Linked DNA regions of Homo sapiens: region 2 is linked to region 1. Evidence: chromatin contacts called from ENCODE Hi-C or POLR2A ChIA-PET data. All regions are on one chromosome and are shown on one strand. The core of a region is the stretch at or near the end of the contact, and the rest is flanking DNA. Distances in the headings are between cores, read along the strand shown. Region 1 overlaps CARD11 (caspase recruitment domain family member 11). Region 2 overlaps SDK1 (sidekick cell adhesion molecule 1).

Region 1 (2,528 bases), core at 14-2,513:
TTGGGGAAGGAATTGATCGCCTGCATCCACAGGTCGCTGGGGTGGGCGGTGTTCATGCATTGCCTCCATTCATTCCCACAACTCTGGTTGCCCTCCATTCTCTGGTAAAGACACGATGTTCCAGCCATGATGTTCCAGTCCAAAGTACTTTGGGCTCCACACCCACTAACAAACTTCAAAGAGACAGAGGGGAAAAGGGTATGCATCATGGGATGCACGCTCATAGAAGAGTGTTCCCTGGAATGTCCAAGGCCCCGCACTTCTGCTGGCCAGTCTTCCTCCTCTGTGGAATTCAGAGGCAGAGGAGGCCAGAGAGGTCCCCTGGGTGAGGTCTGGCGTGGCCCGGGGCCCAGCGGTGAGAGCAGAGCAGAGGTGCGAACAGTGACTGACGACGCCGGGTTCCTGCCCTTGCCTCCCTGCCCCACCGCCCTCCTGGCCCTGATGACAGACGCACCCTGTTCCCTGCAGTTTCTGCCTGCCCTGCACGGCCTGGGTCCCTTTCTGCTCTCCGAGCCTCCCCACTCCCATGAATGGAAAGTCACCCACAGATTCTGCTCGGAACAAAAAAAAAAAAAGAGGGAAGTAAGGCAGCCCACCCCCAGTCCCCACTTCTGCCCCCGCTAAAAATAGAGGCAGCATCTGAGTGGGGCGTCGGTGTAGGCTTCCGGGGGAGGTGGCTGCTCTCCCACAGCCTTGGTGTTTTCTGGGGAATCAACAGGAGGAGAGAGAATTTGAGAGGAACACGAGGAACCCCCAGGACCCAGCTGGCTCACAACCGCGTGAGTACGTTTCCCAACTGGCCGGTCCCGTGACTGAGGCCCGCGGGTGCAGCGCTGGTGAAGCCCTGTCCCTGGGGGGCTGCCATGGGACCCCCTCTCCCCAGCACCTGGCCCCCTTGTCCTGTCCGTGCCCATGTGTTTTCATGGCTTCATGCACACCTCTTTGCATCTCCTAATTTCCTAAACCAGATGTGGAGTCTCAGCAGCAGGTGCTGGGGCGACTGTCTCATGCCGTGGCTTGGATTGCACAGAGCTCCATGGATCCAGCCCGTAGACGCTCTCCATACATGCCCGGTGACCCACACAGGCCAGGATGCTCCCGTTGTCATGTGGCACTGGGTCTTATTTTCTTCTGACTGGGACAGTGCCAGGGGCCGGGGAGTGGGGCTCAGTGCGCAGAGTGTGTCTCAAGGCCTGAGTTGCCCGTGGCCCCCAGCTGGGTGGAGAGGAAGTGTGTACAGGGTCTGTTTCCAAAACGTGGGGCCTTGCAGCCTGGCCCTCCCCAGGTCTGGGAAGGGTTCGTGTTCCCCACCCCTCAACCCCGCAAGCACCTTCCAGACGGTTCCTCTGGGATCTCTTGAGATTGCAAATGCTAAGAAATGAGGCTGTGGCTCGCTGGTGTCCACCGGGGCACCAAAGGCCCAGCCCCTGCCCACAAACACCGGAGGACAAACCAGGCGACTGTGGGACAAGGAGCTTCCCAAAGAGACAGTAGGACTGGGGACCCCAAAGGGGAAGTTCCCCTCCCCCCGGGATCCCTGAAAGGGATCCGAGTAGATTCCTCAATTCCTGGTGAAACACTCGGGAATTTCTTAAGTCCTGCGGGCTTGAAGACCCTCGGCAGCCCCTTGGTAACTTTTGCTTGCAAGAGACTACAGCCTTTTTGGGGCTTCGCTGACTTAAGTGGTTTGAAAGCATCAGCTGGTCCTCAGAGACCTCCTTTAAAATGCAAAACAGAATAATAGGCTCTTAGTGTCTCTAGTTCACATACCGCGTAACGTCCGTCTGACAGCCCTGAGTGCAGAGATTTCGGGGTGACCCCCAGCCGTCACTGCCCGGCAGGTGGAGCCCCACCTGCAATATGCTCCTGTCACCTTAAATCCTGGCTTCCTAAGTGGGCTCCTTCATAGCTCCCTGCACACAGGGAAGAAGAGACAGATGATCAGAGAGCAGCCAGTTACCCCCTCTTCGATGCTAAGGAAACGCATTCTTAACAACCTCATGTCCATACTGATCGACCGTTTCTGGGTGCAGTTTTCACAGGTGCCTTATTTCATTATTGGTGATTGTATCATTTGGCACAAACGTAAGAAAGACTTCCCTGTTTGCATCTCATTTGTCGTCTTGCAGTTACACGGCGGGAGGGTACAGATGATCTCTGAGCCTGCAGAATCCCAGGGTCTTCTCACTGTTGCTGGGGAGCGTATTTCCGTCACCACTGTGGTGGGGGAGGCAGAAACCACTGGAAAAACGTGGCCTCATGTTTGCTGGTCTTGGATTGTAGTAGATAAAGTGCAAAGAAATGGCCACCCCAGGCTCCAAGCCCGACAAATTTATCTAAAGACGTTTTTACACAATAGAGGCATTAACAGAGAGGGTGGGGGCACACCACGAGAGTCTGCCCCCTTAGAAGAAGAAAAATCGGTGCATTTCGAGATGTGTTTGGCTCCTCTTACCTTGCACGGATAGGCGGAAAGTGTGAGTCTGAGTATTTGTAAGTTTCAAGATCACTGATGGGCTGGAAACAGG
Region 2 (2,528 bases), core at 11-2,510, 620 kb before region 1:
AGGGATTAGGGTTTGCCAGGGCCAGGGATGGGGACAAGGGAAATGAGGAAGGTGTGACAATTAAAGGGCAATGCAGGGATCTTGTGCTGACAGAAATATTCTGGTCTTGACTGCCCTGATGCTGGTGTCCTGGCTGTAATACCGTATTATACTTTTGTAACATGTTACCATTGGGAGAGTCTACATGGGTACACGGGATCTCTGTGTATTACTTCTAACAATTGCATTTGAGTCTACAATGATCTCAAAATAAAATAAAAATAAAAAGCTTAATTTAGAACAAACACACTGTTGAGTTGAATAAGAAAGCCACAGAGTAAGAGAAAATATTCTGATAATGCATATCTTGCAAGAATTTATATCCAGAGTCTATAAAGAATGCCTACTCATCAATGATAGAAAAGACAAATGGAAATATATAAATAAAATGAGCAAAAGGCTTGAACATGCACTTCCTAAAGGAAGATCTACAAACAGCCCACGAGCACATGGGAAGCTGCTCAACATCATTTGACATCAGAAACTATAAGTGGCTAAATTGAATAATACAAACAACACTAAATGTAGGCAAATAGGTGTAGCAACTGCAACTCATACATTACTGGTGAACATGTAAAAATGGTACAACCACTTTAGAAAAAGGCTTTACAATTTATCATAAAATTAAATACCTACACAATGATCCAGAAGTTCCAGGCCTGGATATTTCCCCCAAGAGGAAAAAAAGCATACATCCACACGAGTAATTTTTTATAAACGGTCAAAGTACTGTTATTTATAGTGCCCTACATGGAAAACGACAGAGACGTACATCAATAAAAAGAAACAAACTGGTAAACTCAGCACCATCGAGGAATCTCACAGACATTTTGATGGGTGAAAAAAGTCAAAAACAAAACTGTCTGTACTGTATTGTCCAACAAAATTATGGGAGGCCATTGCACTGCACTGAGCCCCTCTCCCCTAGGCCCCGACAGACCAGACCAAACCAAAATGAAGTCACTGAGCTAAATGCGACCTAATCAAACTAAGACTGTAAGGAAACAGATCAATCTCAAAACAGAGCAGGTTATTTTCCTCCTAAAATGGGACACTCCAGCATAATAAGGAAGTTCTCTCTAACACTTTCGAAAAAGCAACCTGAAGTAACCAACAGGTGGCCTCCCCGCCGCCGGTGTTCTGTGTCCTGTTTCTATCTTACAAAACCCACTGTTCTGCTATTTCCCAGTGGGATTTGAGGTTTCAGTCTCTTTATGACACTGAAAGAGTGATGTGAAAATGGAGAAGTTGACCAAAAGGGGAGAAGTTTTCTCAGTACAAAGTGAACTGTAACTAGATAACATAAACAGACTGTAACATCCTCTTTTTTTTTTTTTTTTTTTTTGAGACCAAGTCTTACTCTGTCGACCAGGCTGGAGTGCAGTGGCGCGATCTGGGCTCACTGCAAGCTCCGCCTCCCGGGTTCACGCCATTCTCCTGCCTCGGCCTCCTGAGTAGCTGGGACTACAGGCACCCGCCACCACATCCGGCTAATTTTTTGTGTATTTTTAGTAGAGACAGGGTTTCACCGTGTTAGCCAGGATGGTTTCGATCTCCTGACCTCATGATCCGCCTGCCTCGGCCTCCCAAAGTGCTGGGGTTACAGGTGTGAGTCACCTCGCTCAGCCTGTAACCTACTCTTATACCAGTTTTGGCCAATCACAGGCGGCCAGTGTTCAAACTGTGTTCAAGTAAGGCAGACGCTAAGCTGTAACCAATCTAGCTGTTTCTGTACCTGTACCTCACTTCTATCTTTTATGGTGCTTTCCTTTTTCTGTTCATAAGTGTTATCTGATGATGTGGCAGCATGAGTTACTCTGAACTTAGGCTAGCCTGGGGGCTTCTGATTCCAGAATTAGTCTTCGCTCAATTAAACTCTGCTAAATTTCCTTTGTCTGAAGTTCTTCTTTTAACATTTTGATTTCCTTCATATGAAATTCAAGCACAGGTAATATTTATCTATTTGAAAAGAAATCAGAAAAACGACTGCCTACAGGGATGGAGATTAATTGGAAGGGCCTGAGGGAACTTGCAGGGGTGATGGAGACGTTCATCTGGAGTGAGGAGGTGGTCACAAAGTCCATGCGTTTGTCAAAACTTACCGGCTTATGCACTTAACATCTATGAAATTCTTTTCATGCTTTCTGTACATTTTACCTCAATTAAAAATCCTTAGAGCAGACATCTACCCATTGTTACAGAAATGGAGACACACTTTCCTCAGTCACTGCCTCGAGCAACTTTACCACAATGACTGTGGTTTGTTCTGATGGTCACTGGCACTGTCAGACTTACTCTCTTGTACCAATTATTGTGCTAAGGAGACTGCCTATTACTGAAATTTCATTTCTCCTATTACTGTTTAACTCTCATGCAACCCAGCCAGATGGAAGAGCCAGCAAGATGACAGCTTCTGTTACTACCCCTGGAACGACAGACTGAAACGCTCCAAAATGCGGAACTTTTTGAGCACCAACAAAGGAAATGCT

The links. A loop is a pair of places that touch in the nucleus more often than their neighbours do. ChIA-PET counts read pairs that join two places held with the same protein, here RNA polymerase II (POLR2A).
Region 2: a map of B cell shows a loop between it and region 1 (4-fold over the local background). The contact joins two enhancer-like sites. A Hi-C loop is called at or near these places in 1 of 168 maps with a recorded cell type or tissue (B cell). POLR2A ChIA-PET finds 5 or more read pairs at or near these places in 1 of 52 experiments (MCF 10A).

Annotation. Positions count from the first base shown.
Region 1 is chr7:2,978,771-2,981,298 of GRCh38, reverse strand. All of the region lies in intron 1 of CARD11 (caspase recruitment domain family member 11), which reads left to right. Among named protein-coding and RNA genes, the nearest start is that of CARD11-AS1, 36 kb to the right of the region's middle. RefSeq lists enhancers at 371-1,100, 1,016-1,105, 1,101-1,832. Within about 2 kb of position 1,263, at least 5 of the 41 ENCODE cell types and tissues checked have a DNase peak (open chromatin) inside an H3K27ac peak, as active enhancers do; they include B cell, where a contact is called at or near this core.
Region 2 is chr7:3,596,128-3,598,655 of GRCh38, reverse strand. The region is part of intron 1 of SDK1 (sidekick cell adhesion molecule 1); the gene reads right to left. Among named protein-coding and RNA genes, the nearest start is that of SDK1-AS1, 250 kb to the right of the region's middle. Within about 2 kb of position 1,260, at least 3 of the 41 ENCODE cell types and tissues checked have a DNase peak (open chromatin) inside an H3K27ac peak, as active enhancers do; they include B cell, where a contact is called at or near this core.